Linked DNA regions of Homo sapiens: region 2 is linked to region 1. Evidence: chromatin loops called from intact Hi-C (ENCODE). Cell type or tissue: OCI-LY7. All regions are shown on one strand. Links, peaks and the distances in the headings refer to the core of each region. The heading gives the core; the rest is flanking DNA.

Region 1 (10,051 bases), core at 1,016-9,015:
TAAACTGGAAAAACACTACTTGCACTCAACGTTGTATACAGACATGCACAGGCAATTAGGAAACAAGAAACACTACATAATGTACTAATTATTTCAAAAATATAATCACTTCAGGAAAGGTGGGCATGGGACAGGGTTGTAAAACTAGAATTCACAGAGCATCCAGGGGAGGGAACTATAAGTACTGGAAATGGCTTTGACTTCTTTGCGTTGAATGACTGTGGGCAAATCATTTAAAAACCTATGCCTCAGGCCCATTATTAAATGGAGATAGTATAATGGCTATTTACAAGGTTATTGCAAGAATAAGAGATAGGCAGCTTTTGGTGCTCCTTGAAAACTGCCTAGCATGTAGTAGATCTGAGCTCTGGTTAGTTTATAGCTCTCCATTTGTTTACTTTGGATTTCCTCTCTGTCAGAGACTTTCTTCAAATGGCTAATTGTCATTAATACCTAAGTTCCAGGCACTAAAAAGCACTGTGTGCAGAGATGGGCTTCAAGACAAGGTGATTGCTCATGGATCAGCTCTTGGCTGAAAGACATTCAAAGGTCAGTGTCTGAAGATCTTTGCTCAGGGGGCTTTCTGTTTTTCTGGAGAAAATACATCCAGCTCTTGCCTTGGTGGAGATGGGATGTAGTGTGTACTTATCAGCTAGTAATATTGATACAGACAGGAGGCAGGGAAATACTGGGTAGAAGAGGGCGGGGTCCCTGGCGAGGGCTCCACCATCAAACCTGGACCTGTGTCCCTAACTTGAGAACTTCACATCCCTGTTTTTCCGACTGAATGTTGCCTTTTCAGAAACCAGCCTGGCCTGCCCCACCCTGTAACCATAAAAACCCAAGCTCCACTGGCAGAGGAGCAGAGTGGCATGGCGGAGAAGGACAGAAGAGAGAAATGACTGCATGTCAAGAGGAGAAGCAGCTGGACATCAAAGACTATGGTCAGAGAGGAGTTCGGCCAGGGACGGTTGGAGAGGAGTTTGGCTGGGGGAGGGCCAAACTCCAGGAGAAGACTGCCTTCTCAATCCATCCCCTTTGCAGTTCCCCATCCCACTGAGAGCCACTTCCACTGCTCAGTAAAATCTCCATATTCACCATCCTTCAAGTCTGTATAACATCATTCCTCTTGGGCACCGGACAAGGACCCAGGTGCAGGTGCAAGAGGCTATCACACTGACTCTCCACTGAGCAGTTTAAGAGTTAAGCCATCTGCAAATGGCAAAGCTAAAAGAGCATGCTGTAACACACACCTTCTGAGGCTCCAGAAGTTGTGGGCAACCCCTAGACACTGCCGTGGGCTGGTATGGGGTTCATTCCTGCTGGAGTCCAAAGCCACTCACCCCGGCTCCTGCATCCACTCACTTGCATGCTCCGCTCCTGCAAGGGGTTTGAGTGCTGCTGGCTGAGTAAGCGAGCTACCCCTTCATAATTCCCACTAAGGGGTCAAGGGAACTATCCTGTCTCAATATGGGCTCAGGCCTCTTAATATTCATGTTTTTCATCCTATGTTTCACATCCATCCTCTGCTCTTCCGTGTTCCCAAATCCATAGCATCTCTAGCCTAACTTCTCTGGAGGATAAACTTGAAGTCTCCTTTGTGGGAGGAGAAGGGTAATAACCTGACTAACTGGGGTCAAGAAGGTGTATAAATGATTAATATAAAGTCTTAATCAATGATTTGGTCCATTTTGGATTTATGCATCCAACCAGCTTGCTTCCACAGGTGTCTGTAAATTCTTTGACACTCCTCCCATCAAGACATAGCAGTCTAATTTTTATCCTGTTTAATATGGGCTGATATTATTGTCATTTGTCTAATAAATATAAAATGGAGAAAATGGCACTCAGTGACTTCAGAGGCTAGGTTATAAAAGGTGCCTAAAGTTCTGCCTGTCTAACTTTCTGTCTGAGACATACACATTTGGAGTACGGAGGCATCCTATAAGAAGTCTGGCAACCATGAAGCCAACATGCTCAAGAGTAGAGATCTCATAGAGATAGAGAGAGAGATGCCAGAGAAGACCAAGCTATTCTATTCTGGTCTCCATCTGTTTAAGACTTTCCAGATCAGTTACCAGATATGTAAGTGAAGAAGCCTTCAAGATAACTCCAGTGTCAGTCATTGTGATGGATCCTAACACAAAAGACCCTCAGTAAGAACCCCTTGTCTGAGCTCAATCAAACTCCAGAATCATGAGAAATGACACTGACAAGTAATTGCTGCTGTTTTTATATCACGAAATTTGTGGTGGTTTGTTGTGTAGTTGGAGGCAACTGGAACACTTGGAATGTGGACCCATGTACTCAACTTGTGAAGAACAGAATATTCCAATGGAAACCCATTCTCTCTAAGGAGTGCTTGGTTCTGCCTCCATTAACTTTGCAGTCTTAGAGAAGAAACTGACAAATTCTCCAAATAACAGATTTCTCATTTGAAAATGTGGATGATGATATGCTGTGAGCAGGACTTTTGAATGGATTAAATGAGAAAATATATGAAAAAACTCTAGGTACTATAAAACACTACATAAAATTGTGAGTTATTGAAATTTTTATGATGCGAAGTACCTTCAATGAACAAGATTACTGAGGAGTTTTCAAATAGTTGTCTAAGGCTTCTCTGCTCTGTGGTTAGAGCTTTGGGGGAAGGAAGGTTAATTCTGTTTAATCAACTTAACATCTTTATATTTTATTGTATTGAAAAATTTGTATAATTGCATTGGCATGTAAAATCATAACGGGAAATTATTATATTTTCTCCATACTTAAGAAAATGTCAATTATATCTAGGGTGGAATATAAGGGAAATGTGGTTACAGTGATAATGTGAGTCCTGTAAAGATTTGTGGTTCAAGATTAGATGTGTTTTTTTATGAAATGGCAGTTCTTATGTTACCGTGATATGCATTCCTAATGATCATGTCGCTTATCATCAGATTTATACCCCATTTTGTAAATTAATTTAATGAATATGTTTTTGCAGTAGCAGGAGGGGATTTGCAGTGATTTAACAACAATTTACAGGGCTCAGCAGTCTTAATAACCAGTAAATAGTAGACGCACTATAGTGTGGCAGGCACAATCTCAATCCACAAAACCAGACATGCAAGAAACAATGTTTTCTTTTTCTCAAATTCAATTTAAATTTTATTTTAAGCACCAATTTTACCTGGCACATTTTGGTGGAAAGTTGAATCACAATCGATTTGTGTTTTCTCCTCTCCAGGATTGCATCTGATTTCTGGAGTACTAATGTAATCTTAAAATGTTGGGAAAGTGATGTATTCTTTTACGCCATTTGTTGTTACTAGACCTTGCCCTTCCCTTGTAGAAGATAACATTACTACCTAACACAGTAATTCCTAAACCTTAACAGGTACAGAATCACCTAGAGGGCTTGTTAAAACACAGACTGCTGAGCCTCAACCCAAGAGTTTCCATTTCACTTGGCCTGGGGCAAGGCCTGAGAATTTGCCTTTCTAATAAGTTTCCAGAAGTTGCTGATGCTGGTGGTCCCGGACCACACTTTAAGGACCACTGGCCTTAAGATGAGATACTTGGATTCGGTATATTTTACTGAGAGCTAATCTAGTGCAAGGAAAGTCTTCGCCACGAGAAACCCCATTGTTTTGTATGAAACACTAACCAAATAAGAAACGTAATTCCAGAAGGATCTGTGCAGCAGAGGGAGAAGTGCATTTCAGGTTTTCAGCTTAAATGTACCTTAGGTCATAATTTTATTTTATTTTTTATCAGCTAGCTAGTTAGTTTTAGAAGCTAAACAAATCAGTAAAACATGACCAGGATAGAGAGAAAACCTTTGGTTTTCTTTTTATTTCTCTCTCTACTTACTCACAGAATGGATCATATGTCCTGTGTTCCATTAAGCAAAAATAGAAGTTTCGGTCAATGATTAGAACAAATGAAACTCATGTCATCACCTATTCCTGAATCTGAAGCAACCACTTCCAAATGTGCCATCTCATTTTGCTTAATATCAGAGCAAGTACTGGAAAAGTCTTGCATAGTACAGGTAAAATTAAAAAAATTTTGCTTTTTGGAACTTAACTTTTTTGGAGGTAGGGAACACTGGCCATCCTATCTGACTGTAAGCTCTTTCCTTTTTTTTTCCTTCCTTCCTTCCTCTTTCTTTCTCTTTCTTTTTCTTTCTTTCTTTCTTTCTTTCTTTCTTTCTTTCTTTCTTTCTCTCTCTCTCTCTTTCTTTCTTTCTTTCTTTCTTTTCTTTTTCTTTCTTCCTTTCTTTCTCCTCTCTCCTCTCCTGTCCTCTCTTATTCTCTGCAATCCATATGCTCCATATCTTATAATTGCTTTGGTGAGATTTCTGTGGAATCTGTTAGGTCTATATTGTGTAGTTTACTGGTTTTAAGTACTTTTTCCTTTGAGGTATTCTGTTTGGAAGGCAAATAAGAGAAAGTGGAACCAATAGTACAACTGCTTAATAATGAAAAGTGATAAAATATTACTTTGAAATAAGGAACTAGACTTCCCCTTAGACTCACACACACACACCCCTACGCTGGAGTTCCTTAGTGCTCAGTCCTAGGTCCCCTTCTCACTCTATTTGGGCTTGTCTTAAAGCTTGGTGATCATATGTATCATATGACTTTATTTCCAAAAAAAATGACAGAATTTCTAGCAACCATGTGTTCCAGAAAGCAAATTTATTAATGCAGATGAAAACTGGCTTTGAAGTTATACACTTAGGTTAAATTCCTGGCTATATTCAAATATATATTTCTGGCCATATTCAAACTATGTGAACCTGGGCATCACTTGATTTTTCTTTGCTTTAGTAAAGTGGGATGATAATTCCTGTCTCCCAGGGTGTGGGGATTGGTAACATATGTAAAGCATTTATCACAGCACCTGCACAAATACTCAACAAATTATAGTTGCTATTACTCTACATATTCTGTTGCCTTTTCTTGCTTCTTTTCATCTCCATAGATAAAAATCTTCTTTTTTTCTGGCCACTAGGTGGAGAAAGCAAGCCTTCTACAGTAATTGAATTAAACAACAAGGCCAAATACCACAGACATTTAAGGGAGAGAAAAACAATTTTTCTTCTTCCTCTTTTTCAAAACTTTGGATGGCATGAACAGGCAAACTGCAGAGATGCTTTGAGTAGTTCACAATTAAAGTGTTTGTGTTGTAAGTGTGGTCATGCCTTGAAGCACTAGATTTCACTCAGGGAAGGTCCTAGCCAAATCATAAAATTCAAAAAGTTTGCTTCCTAGCACCTTCTCATTCTCCATGTCGTATTCTCTTCTCACCTTCATTTCAAGCAGGCACCAGGCCAGTATTCTTTTCTTTCTAAGTTATTCTATAGCACTGATTCCCAGGGATATTTGAATTTTAAAATAAAATTCCTTGATAAGTTACCTTTCTTTAACCTGTAATAAAAGATTAATGAGAATTCATTGGACCTACTTCATCGAGCTATTTTGAGGATCATTTAGTTAATATGTGTACAATCTCATTGTAATGTTGAAGTTCATATTAATGAAAAATTCAATTTATATTGAAGATCCCAAAGCTCTTCAGTTAGAATGAAAGGAACCACTATCACAGAATTAGCATGACATTTGCATGCAAGGGTCTCCTGAAATCACACAGACAGGTGGACTTCTAGCTGGCCAAATTTGCAACTTTTATCTCAATAGTTTTTTCCAAAGTGAGTTTGCTATGTATTAAAATATTGTATCTAGTTATTTCACATACCAGATATTAAGAGTGTAAGAATCCTTTTCTGATACTTTCTCTCAAAGTTTTGCCCTTAATGAAACAAGATAAGAAGCCCAAAAGATTCTTGCAAAAGAAACTAGGTTACGAGGGGCTGAGGTAATATGAAAAGACATAGTTGAAACGGATCTGTATTTATGAATATTTGCATGCATTTCAAACAAACGAAATGCTCCTGAAGGTTATCCACATTCACCACTCTATCCCCACCCAATACTGAGTCTATAGGCATTTAGATAAAGATGTTGCCTCTCCCTGAATCATACACTCAGGCATTGATCCAAGCTCCATATTATTCTCCTTATTTCTCCCTGTCATCTGGTTTCCAAAGTCTTTTTTCATCTGTTTTCATACTATATTTATCTTCTCAGCATCAGCCCTTCAGATGAACAACTATTTGGAAAGTTAACCCATTCTATATGTTAGCATCTCCCCTGGAATTGTCTTATCAGCCCTAAAAATTACAGCTACCACCTTTATTCCTGATCCAAACTTCAAAATTCCATATTATTCCAGGAAAGTACCCATGATCCCTTTGTATTTGAGAGTGCTGAGAAGAGAACATTGAAAGATTTTTAATATTTATCCATACTTTTACTTAACAAGCACAAAATTTTCTTTTTGTTAAGGAAAATACCCAAGTTGCTTACCAAATATTCAGTTTATAATTGATGTAATTTTATTGCACAAAATTATCATCTCGTACTTTAAAAATAGTAGTCATGTTTGCCTTTCCACTGGTGTTGTTCACTAGTACTTTTGTTGTTGTTTTGGTTTTCCTGTGTTATTTAAGGAAAGAAAGCTCTGGAGAAATTTTAGCTTATGTTCAGTAAATTTCCACCCTAGGACCTGAACAAAAGTTCCTATAGGCAGCCAAGAGCATGACTGGAACCCTGGAATGCTGTTCCATTTAAATGTGGTTTGAAATAGCACACTTATTTCCACTAAATTTACTTTTAATGCACCTCATAGAATTATCATTTGTGCATAATTCATGCAGACACACACACACACACACACACACACACACACGTAGGACCTAAATATAGACTCTAAGTATAAATTCCATATTTTTCCCTTATAGCATTTTCTGATTCGCAATTTATAGTATCAGTTTTCAATCACCATGTTCCATATGCATAAGATACTCATATATGATATTAAATGTTTTATGTTGGACTTCTCCCAAAGCAGACTCTGAAGCAAACATTTGAGTGCTGGCAGTTTATTGGCAAGCATAAGAAACACAAGTAGGTGAGGGGTAGAGAGCTAGGGAGAGGAAAGGCAAACAATAAAGGGGGTATTATAAAGCTGGTTTCTGTAATGGATAACTGGAGCCTAATCCTGCAGAAAAACTCTAGAAGTGATGCAAAATATACTCCTCAGCGTTATCTAGTGAAGGGCAGGGAAACTGGGGTATTTATATTCCTGTACTTGTCAGTTTTTGGTTAAAGGCTTGGGGGCAACGGGAGATTTAATTCTCAGTCTTTCCTGTCAACCTTACATGTGAGCTATGTGGGTTTCAATACAGCCTGCTAGCAAAGATGCAGGTTCTGGCCATTCGAAGACAGGCAGCTGTGCAGAGAAATGGTATAAAGGTCCAAAAGAAATGAGGTGATTTGCTAACACACCTGCTACACCACCCTATTGAGAAAAATTGCTACTTATGTGTTACACTCCATATTTATTACCACATTTATATCAAATCCTCAAACTAAAAATCAATATACAACTCCCATAAAATAGATCTCCAGGCCCAGGCAGTTTAACAGGAGAATTCCACAAAATATTTAAAATAGAGTTAAAAACAATTTTATACAGTTTCCTCCATAAAACAGAAGAGAGAATAACACTTCCCAATGCCCTTTAGGAGGTCATTATTGTCTTAAGACCAAAACCACACAAAGAGAGTACAAAAAGTGAATAATACAGACCAATATCTCTTCAGAACTTAGATTAAAAATCTTCGACTAAAACCTTCAACTTCAGCAAACTGAATCCAATAATGAATATAAAGTATTATACATCATTTCCAAGTAGAATTTATTTCAAACATGCAAAGTGTGTCAATATTTGAAATCGATCAGTGTAATTCATCGTATCAGTTGTGTAATCATATCAATTGACACAGAAAAAAAAGTTAGGCAGAATTTGAATTTCATTCCTGATAAAAACTCTCAGCAAGTTAGGGATAGAAGAGAATTACCTTAACTTGATAGAGGGCATCTATAAAATCCCTTCAGCTAGCATCATATTTAGTAGTGACAGACTGGCTGTTTTCACTCAAGAGTAGGAAGAAGACAATGATTTCTGCTGTCGCCATTTATTCAATATAGTACTCATACTTCTAGCCCCTGCAATAAGGAAAAAAAAAGCATACTGATTGGAAGAAAATAAAACTGTCCCTATTTGCAGATGATATGGTTATCTACATAGAAAATACCAAGAAATATACAACTCCCAAAACTCTAGAACCGGTAAGGTCAGCAAGGTTTGCAAATACAGCATCAACATGCACAATTTAATCACATTTTATATACCAAGAATGAATATGTAGAAACTGAAATTAAAAACATAATACTATTTGTAATTGTTTCAAAGAAAATGAAATGCTCAGGCACATGCTTTAAAATGTTAAGGTTCTATATGCTGAAAATTACAAAATGTTGTTAAAAGAAACCAAAGAAGAGAATGCATCGTGTTCATGGATCAGAACACTCAAAATAGTAAAGATGTCAATTCTTCCCAAATTTAGTGCAAATTAGGTTTAGTGCAATTCCTCTCAAAATCCCAGCAAGACTTTTTTTCCTAGACAGACAAGATCATTGTAAGATATATATGGAAGGGCACAGCTATTTTAGAATAGCTAATACAATCTTGACAACAAAAAAAAAGTAGGAGGGTGACAGTTATCAAGTCTATGATAGTAGTGTAAGGATAGGTGCCACAGATCAATTGGACAGGAAAGAAAACTTACAAACAGACACAAACAAAAATGGTCAACTGATTTTTGAACAAAACTGCAGAGATTAGTTGAAGGAAATATAGTCTTTTTGATAGAAAGTATAGGAGCAATTAAAAATCCATAAACAAACAAAAAGATCATTGTCTTAAAGGCAAAATGTAAAGCTATAAGTAATAGAGAAAATCGAAGTTATTTCTGTATTTTGTGCTGTCCCTGGCCTTGTCTCTTACAAGCATTTTAATTTGATTTTATTTCTTTTGAGAAGCAGGATAGAATTATGGCAAATAGCGCAGGCTGTGGAGTTCAAATGCATGAGTTTACATCCAAGGCTTTCATTTGCATCCATGCATCACGACTCTTCAACTCCTCAGCTCTGTAATTTTGAGTATGTTCCATCAATCATCTATCTGAAGTTTCCTAATCTGTGAGATGAGAATAATGACAACAGCCCTTTTCTCAAAGGGAAGTTCATCACATGGGAGCCTATAGACTGTACCCAATCTATTATATGAACTTTATAAGTGTTAGCTGTTTTTTAATGTTTAATTTTGAATATTTTCTTACATTATTCATGAGGAGCATGTTTCCCAAGCCCATCTGCTAAAGACCTATTGATCTGAAGCAATAAGAATTCTGCATTTTGATCACTTGCATACCCAAGCAGGCTATGTAAGAGAGCTAGCTGCATGTGTTTTGTGTTTCGCATTTTTTTTTTCAAGAGTAACAATTTCCAATTCCATTTTGCCCATGAAATAGCATATTTGGCTATTAGAAGAAGGTGACAGACACCCATCTGAGACCTCAGCTTGGTACATAGAGTAGAACTGATTTGAAACAAACATGAGGGTGGAGATATGAAGTCAGTAAAAGATCATGTAACTACACACAAAGATGAGGACAATAAATACGAACACTAATAGTACTTTAAAATATAGGTTATTTCCCAACCATACTGGAATTGATTTCTAAAGCTTAAAATGGAAAACATTTAGCCATTAAAATTAAACATTATCTTCTTGGTTCTGAGAAATTTTGTTTTTAAACTAGGGATTTGCTTCCTGAAGTAACCTTATTCTTTTCAGTATTCATCAAAAACTATGAGAAAATATAATTTATTCTTATCACATGGCCACTTTCAAATGACTGTTCAGTCAATGGATAGGGGTTTTATTTTACACTTTCTTTGGCATCTATCCAGTCAATATGTATGCCTTGTTTTCATGCACATTCTGAAAGTTAAGGTTAGATTCCTATTTACATTTTTTATACTCAACCTAATGTCTAATCCTTGGTGGTCATTTTTGAACTTGTATAGTAATT
Region 2 (10,051 bases), core at 702-8,701, 640 kb after region 1:
ATGAATCAACTGCATAAATATATCTGTCAAAATGATGGTGCATTTGTCTATCTGAATACTAGAGAAGGAAGGGTAGGAGAGAGTGAAAGAAAGGTGGAATTGAGTAGAGTCTGACACCTCACAAACTTAGCAATTTTGGTAAAGGATAAATTCACATCTACCCATACATTTCTTTGGACATCTGTGCAGAATCCTCAAATCCAATTTCTTTGGAAAAGACAGTCTCCAATATATTTTCTGAATCAAATGGATTTTTAGTTTGTTTGTTTGTTTGTTTGCTTTTAAAGTTAATTTATAATTTCCTTTGAAATGAAGACTGTAGACATGGCCATATCTAAGAGAATATGAATGAAAGATTTAAATAGGGGCATTCATGGTCAATCCACTTCCTTTGTTTATCCTATCCTGTAAATATTTTCAGTCTACTACCCATCTGTCACTCCATTCTCCTGATTCCAGCTCTTATCAGGATTGTGGCCTGTGGTTTAACTGACTGCCTTTGCCAGAGAGTTAAAACGAGTCTGTTCCTGATTCACAGCACCAGCTAGATCACTAGGGCCACTAATGATGAGTTTAGCAAAACTCCCTGCCAATAACATGAAACCATTCAATGGCTGAAAAATGCTTCCTGTCTGAATTAACCCCCCAAATATTTACAAGTACAGCCTACAAAAAAATTCAACAGCATGCAAACTTAATTACTCAACAGTGATGAAAAGTCCACTTATTCTTGAAGCCAGAGAAGGGAAGTTAGGTGAGTTAGAAAGGGATGACTTGGTGTTTTCTCACCTTCCTCCTGGACCAAATCAATGGCATAGACACTATGGATTGATTTGGAACACCATCTAGTGAAGGATATGAGGAAGCGCATGGACGTAGAAAATCCCACATCAACTCCTGGTTCGATTCATTTAACATTTCCTTTAGACTATTTTAAATGGTTCTGAAATGAATAAGGATGTAATTTTTTTAAGTTATGAAAAAAACAAAACAGAATGACCAGTGTGTACTCCAGCACTGACCAGATTCAGCTAATGAGTCCACTTGCCTCTTTTTCTCTTAGCACTTCCCCACTGACTACAGTAAGGATGTAAGAAACACCCCCATAGAGTTGATACAATCAAGTTTCCTTCTGCCGGAATGTCAGCATCTGGAATGGCACCAAAGGATTTGAGAAGAATGATGCCAGGACACCAGATTTTCAAACAAGCATCTATCAGCCATGGTATTTTTCAGTTAAACAATATATGTGTAAGAGGCTTTAGCTATCAAAAAATTTAAACATTTTCTGGAACTCAATAGCTTTTATCGTCAGAAAATCGGTACCAACAGCACCTATTTCACAGTGTGCTGCACACAAAAAACATTCAATAAATATAATATTGTTCAATAACTAGAGGTGGCAGCTAGAATTTTTAACCTGGGAAGAAAGCTGAATATAATTCAACCGTTACATTTTGAATTCTTCTATATAAAACTGTGTCCTCAATTTATTTATTTATTTATTGAACTTCTCAACTCCACATTTCAATGTCTTACCCCTTGGGATGTTGATCCATGTGCTGTTAGCACTGAATAAATATTATATGACTGCCTCTAAACTTCCCACAGAGGGAAAAAAAGACAAAGCAAAACAACAACACAATCCCTCACATTCAATGTTGTGGTTCTTTTACTATAATTATCAATTCCCGAATCAATCTTGCCTTCATGTACCCTAGTCTGACTTTCAGGAAACCTCACTGCACTGTTCCTGATTGGAATCTTGCTTTGTGTTTTCTAGCGGTTGCTCTGAAGTCACATGGTCAGCCTGCCATTTGGGGTATCATAGTTTCTGTGAGTAATTGATTCTATCCAGTCTTAAATGGAAATAAATGCTGTGTTTGTATTGCTCAGCATGTTAAATTTTCCTTTTAGGTGAAGCAGAAAAGGTTACATAAGGTCTGAAAGCCTCAATCATAGGCCACTAGGAACACAGTGACCTCCCATTACACTCTTGGTCTTCTCTCTAAAATCAGAAGAAAAGAAGACTGGCCAGAATGCTGGAGTGTCTCTCACTTTCTCTTTTCAACTCTTCTATTGTTTGAACAATGACTAATTAGCTGTCACTATCTTTAATCCAGCAATGTACTGACTAACTCATGCCTATTTTTAGCAACAGGTGAATCTTAGGACATTTCTTCAAGAAGCCAGCACTTTAGACTAATGGGACCTACTTTGATCTTAGAGAACAGAACAGTTTTCAAACATTCCAACTGTGCTTCCCTGATTTTGTGTGTCTGTGTTTGTGGTCCTTGAAATAATAGAGAAGGAAGGTTTTTACCTAGCAACACATTTTCAATCTGCTAGGCAACACCTGAGAAGCACCTGAAGGCAGGCAGAAGTCCTCTACTGAGTGGTTTCATTCGCCCCAGCTGAACAGCTGACACGAGCTCCCGAGGCACTCTACTGAGGATAATTAGACTTATACTCAGGGACCGGCAATAAAACATGAAAACAACTATGATATAAAATGAAATGGGCTATCTGTCATAACTGAAGAATAAACTGTGATGGAGATTTAAATCAGGGTATTCTACAGCCAATGATGAGGGCCAATGGAAAAGAGTGCTTTGGGCAGGAGGTTTTGTACTTTAGACAAAGGTCAGATTTTGCTGTCATTCAATCAGCTGTGTGTTGTGTAGGCAACTTATTATCATTCAGGTTACAGTACAAGAATTTACAAGTGACTCCTCCTCCTCTTTCTCCTTCTTCATCAAAGTAAATTAGAAAATACTGCAGATTATCCCCATATAATATTCCTCTCACTCTTGCTCTGAAATATTTTAATGAATGGGACAGAAGGCGCTAAAATTACAATCAGAAGAGCACATAACTGGAGATGCTGGTTTCTTACAAAAGTACTTATTTCTTTATGTTGTTGTTCTGGTGTGATTATTGATAGTATCCTTTTCAGTTTCAAAAATGTCCTGAGTTGGGCAATTCATCCTCTGGTCACCAGACACGCACCAACAGTCTATCTCATGAAAGCTGTAACAGCACACGGAGTGGCACAAGTGGGTATGATGCATCGTCCACATCCACTGACATCACCGATACTGTCGGCCTCCCTCTGCTTAGGCTTCCAAAACACCAGGTCTACCGAGATGCCCAAACAACATTGCAAAGGCAAGGTTATGAGAAATGCCACACTAGCTGTGGAAAGAGTACCAGTTGATGTTTCCAGTGTAATGAAATGATGCAAACGCCCACTGTATAAAAATTTCCGTCTATCCCTTCTCTCCTCTTGCAGCCACTTTTTTTTTTTAACACAATTGCTACAGCTAATTGTCAATATTAACAACACACGCACACACAATATAAAATATACATATACGTATATGTAATTTGTCCTGCGGCTTCATATGGATTTCAATTCATATCTTCTTCAAACTAACTTATTTTCAGCTTGACTAAAAAGTTGCTAATTCATTCGCCTTAGCTCATTTTTTTATTTTCAATGAACATTAGTCTCTGGTGGATCCTATAATAAAGCATTATACATTTTAAATATTTTTGAAAGACAGAGGACATTATCTGAAACACAAAGTCAACCTTTGTAATAAATATAAAAGAAGCGTGCTTTGAGAGAAAGAAGTAAAGAACTATTGAGACAGGAGAATAGGAATTAGGGTAACCGGGGTTAAGGCATAAACAAAAGAACAACAGGTGCAGCCAATTCGCATAAGCAAAAGAACAGCAGGTGCAGCCAGTTCTAGGCAAGATTGGGCAGCTTACGGGCCATATCCTCGCTCCTGTGATAACAAGACAGGAGTTTCCAGTTCAGCCTCTGATTGAGGGCCAAGCCTCACTTCAGCCTCTGATTGGTCACAGGCCAATCCTTCAAAGGGCATAACCAATTGGAGGCCTCTAAAGGGCACGTGGGGGGTGTTGCCAATTCTTTTGGCTTTATAAAGCCCTGGGACCATTGTGGTAAGGAGACTCTTGAGCCGCTTGCTGGTGTTTGTTTCTATTCTGTGAGTTGTCTTCGCTCAGTCTGTGCTTTTTCTTTCCTTACTCCGTTCTTCTGTTGCTTTGTCTTTCATTGCTTCTTTTATTCCTTCGTGTCTTCTGTTCAACATTCCGAGAACCTGGGTAACTAGAACCTGGGCAACTAGATCTTGTAATGCTATTTGCCTATGAAAATAGGCAAGCTGGAAATATCTAGTAGACTAGAAAAAAGGCTTTCTAGAACTTGAGTGGAGGTATCTATAGAAGATAGGCTAATGTGAAAACTGAAAGACTGAAACAGTTTGAGGAATTATCTCCCTATAAGCCCACCCCTTCATCTAGTCTTAACTACAATCGTGTCTCATAGACACGGAGATCTATGCACTGAGAAACTGAACTAGATTTCTGCTGCGCTGGTGCCCCCCGATGGTCTCGCCATTTCATGGCTCATAGTTTTTAGAGGAAAGTCCCTTGGAAAGCTTTTTTTGTCTCTGACTAAACACAGAAGTAGGATTAAATGGCAGGGCTAAATCTAGCTTCCCTTTTCATCCCCAACCAATCTTGTTTCTCTCCCCAATATCCCATTGAATGGCAAAGGGTAATGAGGCTGAAGATGAAAAGAACAACAGCAAAGACTTACTGATGGCTGTCTAAATAAGATAGGACGATTCTGAAATTAAACCCAGTAGGCAGAATGCTTCTAAAGGCTACCCAGGCCCATGTGCTGAAACCTATTTCGTTAAAGTACTGCTGTGGTTTCTCATTCCACACACACAGTGGTACCTGACTGAGTACTTCACTGAGAAGCTTGAGCAGAAGATGCGGCTCTGATGTAGTGCTGTTAAGTTCTCTCAGGTAACTTTAGGGTTTTCGACAGCTTTTCCTTTTAAACTTAAGGGAGGCTAGATCCACAAACCGAGCACTAGCACAGGCTGGCACGAAACACAGCTTAACTTTCATTTCAGGCGTTGTAGGGGCCTATCTCTCTTGCTGACAGTTACGGGTGCAGTTTAAGCACAATCTATTTAAGTGGTGCACCTTGCATGGAGATAGACATGTATGGTGAAAGAGGATGGGAGTAACAATGGAGTCTGTGCCGCAGCCAGTCTCTGCTTTTAGATAATGCTCTGTATCTAGTTACTATAAATTTGGGATAGCCCTGGCGATGAGGATGCTGTGGGACACTGTTTGCTTCTTTAAATCACCATAACCACTCATAAACCCAGTCTCGAGGAGTTATGCGAGTGTTTTTCTCTGTCCTTTCTCTTAACCTGTTCCCCTTAAATATCGTTACAAGAAAACGTCCACTGGAGCATACTTCATAGCACTGTGACAGTAGCAGAAGGGAGAAAGTGACTGTTCTAGAGGAACTTCCCCCAGCTCTTAGTTCCTTTGAGTATTTAGAAAGTGGAGTCCAAAGATTTGTTAGCATTTGAGATGTTAATGGCAGGTTAAAACAATCTAGGCTGCTGGAAGACAAGAGTTTTCTATTTAAGTTAACAAGATAATTAAGTTCTCAAATAACTAAAAGTGGCTAGAAGTCAAATCAGTATAAGATGATGGCAAGCTGGTAGGGCTTCTGAATTCAGTTGAGAACACAATCCTCGTTTTTTAACTTGGTTTTGAACACTTCATTGTCAGCAGTATTTAAATATTAAATTTTAAAAATAGATTCCTAAAGGAGAGTCATAACGGGCATCTTCTTAAACCAGCTACTCTTTAAAATCAAAATGCTGTCACTGCCAATAAATAAGTGCAGTGTCTTTTTCTTATGGGTGAGTCAGTTATTTAGTCTGATTTCAATCTTCTAAGTAACCTTGCGAAATATTAACCACGCTACACAGGCCCCACCCCTGACTGCAGGCAAGCAGAAATTCCCTTCAGATTGTGTGAATGGAGATAGTTCCAATCTACGTTACATGATCTATACACAATAGTATGTTTTCTGACATTTATTCCTTTGATTCAGAAATTCTTCCTCAAAACCATGTATTTTGAATTCTAGTTTCAAATATGTCTTTGAAAATATCCATGGCAGGTTTGTGCATAATTTGCATTTTGCTTATTTACCTTGGTTGAGGTTTTTCCTTAGTTTATTTTTTAATTTTTAGGAAAAAATTCTCAGGTTTTTTCAATCCTAAAAAACCAAATTTAAGGAAGGATAGTTTCTTTGTAGAAAGGTGATTAATGAAAAATCCCTGTTCTTGCTATTCTGTCATTGAGCTCTTTCAAACAAGCGTCGGAAGACCAACAGACTTAAAGATAACTTGTTTTCTTACAGTACTTAAGATCACTCTTGTTTACTTGCGGGATGTGGCTTAGAGAATCCCAGTTCATATTTAGATAATATGAGGAAACCAACGTGAATCCAGTGGGCACAAGTACAATAAATGAAAACTTAATTTGCTTTTTAACTAAACTTACAAATACATGTGTTCCTATGCAAGATTTATCTAATTCATAAATTGCAAGAAAACAGGCTAGCTTCCTTGTACACTTAAATCTCTGAGGCTCCTCACTCAACTTTTGTTTTAGTGGACCCTGCAAATGAGGTAACTAGACCATTGATGAATCCAGAAGAGGGAAGCAATTGCCTAAAATGACATCACTACTGTTAGCACGCTAAAAGCCATGGCCACCTACGGATTTTCCCAAGGAGGACTGAGGTGGTGAGGGCTACTTGCATTACCAATTGTATTCTATATTTTCCACCTTCAAATAGTAAACTAAATTAGTCACACAGGCTTTCCTGAAAAAGCGTCTGATTGCTAATGTGCCTCCCAAATAAGTAAAAACCCTTTTAAGAAAAATAGACAAGGTTGTGGATTGGCTTTTGAAGTATGGCTTCATCCTTTTTTGCTTTCCTCATGGATTACAAGTTCAATGTGAGGGGCAGAAAGCCTACCATTTTATTTTTTCAAGATGTGTAAAGGAGAACCACATGCAAGCCTTTTGTGGGGGAACAAACTATAATTCTGTCAAACTGATGAAACAAGTTATCAAGTAATATCTTAGCTTCCTTCAGGAAAGAATATGTTGGGGCTACATTCTGATAGGATATATTCAACCATAAGCCTTAAAAGCATGAATCCTAAAGGGATATAGAAAAAAGCCTCATAGGAATGCCAATGACGGACTCTCGAATCTTCAGGAGTTCTGGGAGCATCAAGAATATGGAGTCCAAATTCTACCGCTAAGCTGACAGATGACAAAGAGTGTATTACCTCAATGGCTAAATATTTAAGCTTCATGGAGTTTGGAAGATAGTTGACTGTAAATGAGCCAAGAATACAAAAAAAAAACTGCCTGTGAAATTATACTGCAGACATAAAATCTCAACTGCCTAAGAGCTCTGGTTCTTCTAAAAGCCGTGGCTGACAGAGCAAATTAAGCAGTGAGATGTTTACTATGTTTAACAGAGATAAACTGGCAAATGTAGAAGATGTAATTACCCAGCATGTTTTTCTAAAAATGAATTTTAACTCTGTTCTATGAGGGGGCAAAAACTGCAGGGCACTGATTTTTTTTCTGAAAGTCTCATGTGCTTGGGTAGGATTTTTAAATTATTCAGTAACTTGATAATAAATGGTCAAATATTGAAAAACCAAGAGACTTTCACTGAGGAAGCAGACCAAAACGGGGGAGCACTTTAGCATTTTCAGCATCTCTGAAAAGATTTCTGGTTGAAGAATATTGTTTGATCTAGCAAGATATCCAGAGGATTTAGCCTACCCAGGGACAACGCAGTGCTTCACATAGAGAAAATTAGCCAGTTAAAGCTGACTTGGGACTCTATAGTGAATGTCATACAGATGACCTCCCACCACAAAAACTAACCTGTACCTTACTGTAAATCATATCATTTATATTTGTCTTGCATGCAATAGGAGATAATTACTGACTAAAATATTCAAAGATGTTTACATGGTGAAACCATCAGCTTGATTTATTAACCTGGATGCTTTTCTTATTAAATAGCAACAATAAATGGAGAGTTCCAAGCCAGCTTCTTGGAAGAAGATACTATTACTAAAAAACTTGTTTTTCTATGTAGATATTCTAATAAGCTAAAAACTTCTCTAAGCCAGCACTGGAATAAATACAAAGATTATTCACACATCTAAAAATATTACAGTAACCTGAAAGATAAGTGAAGACTTCTCCCCCTAAGGAATTTCTTGGGCCTGTCCTAGGAGGGCTATCTCCTTTGCAATATGTTACGACAGGAAATCGTCCATTTTTGCTTGTGTGTGTGTGTGACAGTTGTAGAAAATATATACTAGCCTAATAGCGGTAGTGTTTAAATGTCTGAATCCCCTGTTAGACTATAAACTCATTCAGGTCTGGGAGTCCTCCTTAGAATAGTGTCTGACACATTGGAAATGTTCAATAAATAATTGTTAAACGAATGAATGAAACAAAAGGCAAATGTCTAGATACCTATGTTGTGATTAGAAAAAGATTTAAACAAATGCCAAAGGTACTTTTTTTCCTACCAAGAGGTCATCATTTGCATACATAACATTCATACACAGTTCCAAGTCAGCTTTAAATGGCTGGTTCCTCTGTGTGAGCCACTGCTATGGTCCCTGGTGGTAGACTCCCACAAGCTGCCTCCTATATGCAGATTAAGACCTCAGCTGCTTGATAGTTCACACAGTCACCTCACCCAGGCCTCGCAGGAGAAACCTTGGGACTGTGCAGGAGACCTAGGGCTGTGCAGGAGGAGTTTCACAAATGTTTTGGCAGCAGGGAACCAGCAGCAGCAGAGATGAAATGACTCGCCACTCTTCGGGGCACAGGATCTAGCTATGTCAAGCATTCATTTTCACTTTATTTTGATAAAATGTTTTTATGGACCATGACAATGAACATGGAGCTTGGTAACAAGAGAAACGTAAGTTCTGAAACTCAGCTACTCAACTGATCTGGCCTCAGTTTCCTCCTACATAAGATGAGAATAAGAAGGAAATTGACTATCTAGGATTCGTTGCCAAGTCCAAGTGAGATTGTGGATGTGTAAACACTTGTCAAGCCATAAAACACTCTATAATGTATAAAGTTATAAAGGCATCTTTGTGGTAGAATGACTGCAAATATGGTACCAATTATCCTTCTACCACTTTTTGCACTGTGCCTTTGAAGTTCCTACTATCAACAGGTGAAGTCTATTCCTCATCTCTGTAATCTAGCCTGGTCTTGGAATTTGCTTTGGTTCATAGAAAACAGCAGAAGTAATCGTGTGCTAAATTCTGACCCAAGGCCTCAAGGTAACTTCCTTTGCAAATACATTTGCTCTCGGAACACTACCACTGGCAGAACAAGCCTGGATTAGCCTGATTGGGAAGTAGAGATCATGCGGAGGAGAGTTTAGTTGTCCCAGATGAGGCCATCCTTGTCCACCCTTCAGCAGCAAACACAGCCAAGATCCAGCAGAGCTCCCTACCTGACCCATAGCTGATGGCTTGTCTCTCTTACACTTGCCAAGACCAGTAGATCCATCCAGATTCATTAGGAAAGATAGGCTTGATTGTGTTTAAACCACTGGAGTTTGGGGGTAGTTTATGTAGCAATAACTCAGCACTAGCCTCCAACCAGAGTCCATGGGGGGGACATGTCAAAGGAGAGGGGTAATAAGTAGAAAATGTGTGGGTCTTGAGAATCAATGACAGCTGTTTCAGCATTACCCCTCAGCTTCCTCCATTTCCAGGGTGTTGGTGGTAGTCACAACTTCTGGCTCACCTCGAGACTAAGGCTGAGAACTTCTGATCTCAGTAGAAAGACTGCTCTTAATTCAGAGTGCCATGTGAACCGCTATACCTCTGCTCCCAAAATGTGATTGAAAAAATAAGAAATGGCCTCCTGGACCTTCATCAAATATCTAAGTATGCTGTCTCAATCAAGAGTCAAATACTCAGATCTCCTTTTAAATATAGCCTCTGAAATCAACCTACCCAGCCTGACATTTAAAAATCAGCTGATAAAGGCAGGAAGGGATTAGTTAGCAAAAGTGGGAAAGTGAATAGATCAGAGGCTAGATCATCAGAAGCCTATAAAAAGC

What was found. Hi-C counts contacts between places; a loop is a spot of excess contacts. Peaks named below come from ENCODE experiments on the same cell type or tissue, not always from the same donor. Only the 100,000 strongest peaks of a DNase experiment are listed, where the experiment ranks them.
Region 2: it touches region 1 in a loop (4-fold over the local background); 42 of 110 quality-filtered maps call a loop at or near these places.

Annotation. Positions count from the first base shown.
Region 1 is chr3:30,108,089-30,118,139 of GRCh38, forward strand. No RefSeq gene overlaps it. Among named protein-coding and RNA genes, the nearest start is that of RBMS3-AS1, 180 kb to the left of the region's middle. In OCI-LY7, for the core only: CTCF peaks have their summits at 4,998 (motif pointing right) and 5,198; a DNase peak (open chromatin) is centred at 5,003.
Region 2 is chr3:30,747,351-30,757,401 of GRCh38, forward strand. All of the region lies in intron 14 of GADL1 (glutamate decarboxylase like 1), which reads right to left. Among named protein-coding and RNA genes, the nearest start is that of GADL1, 140 kb to the right of the region's middle. In OCI-LY7, for the core only: CTCF peaks have their summits at 832, 1,031, 4,418 (motif pointing left) and 4,630; DNase peaks (open chromatin) are centred at 841 and 4,421.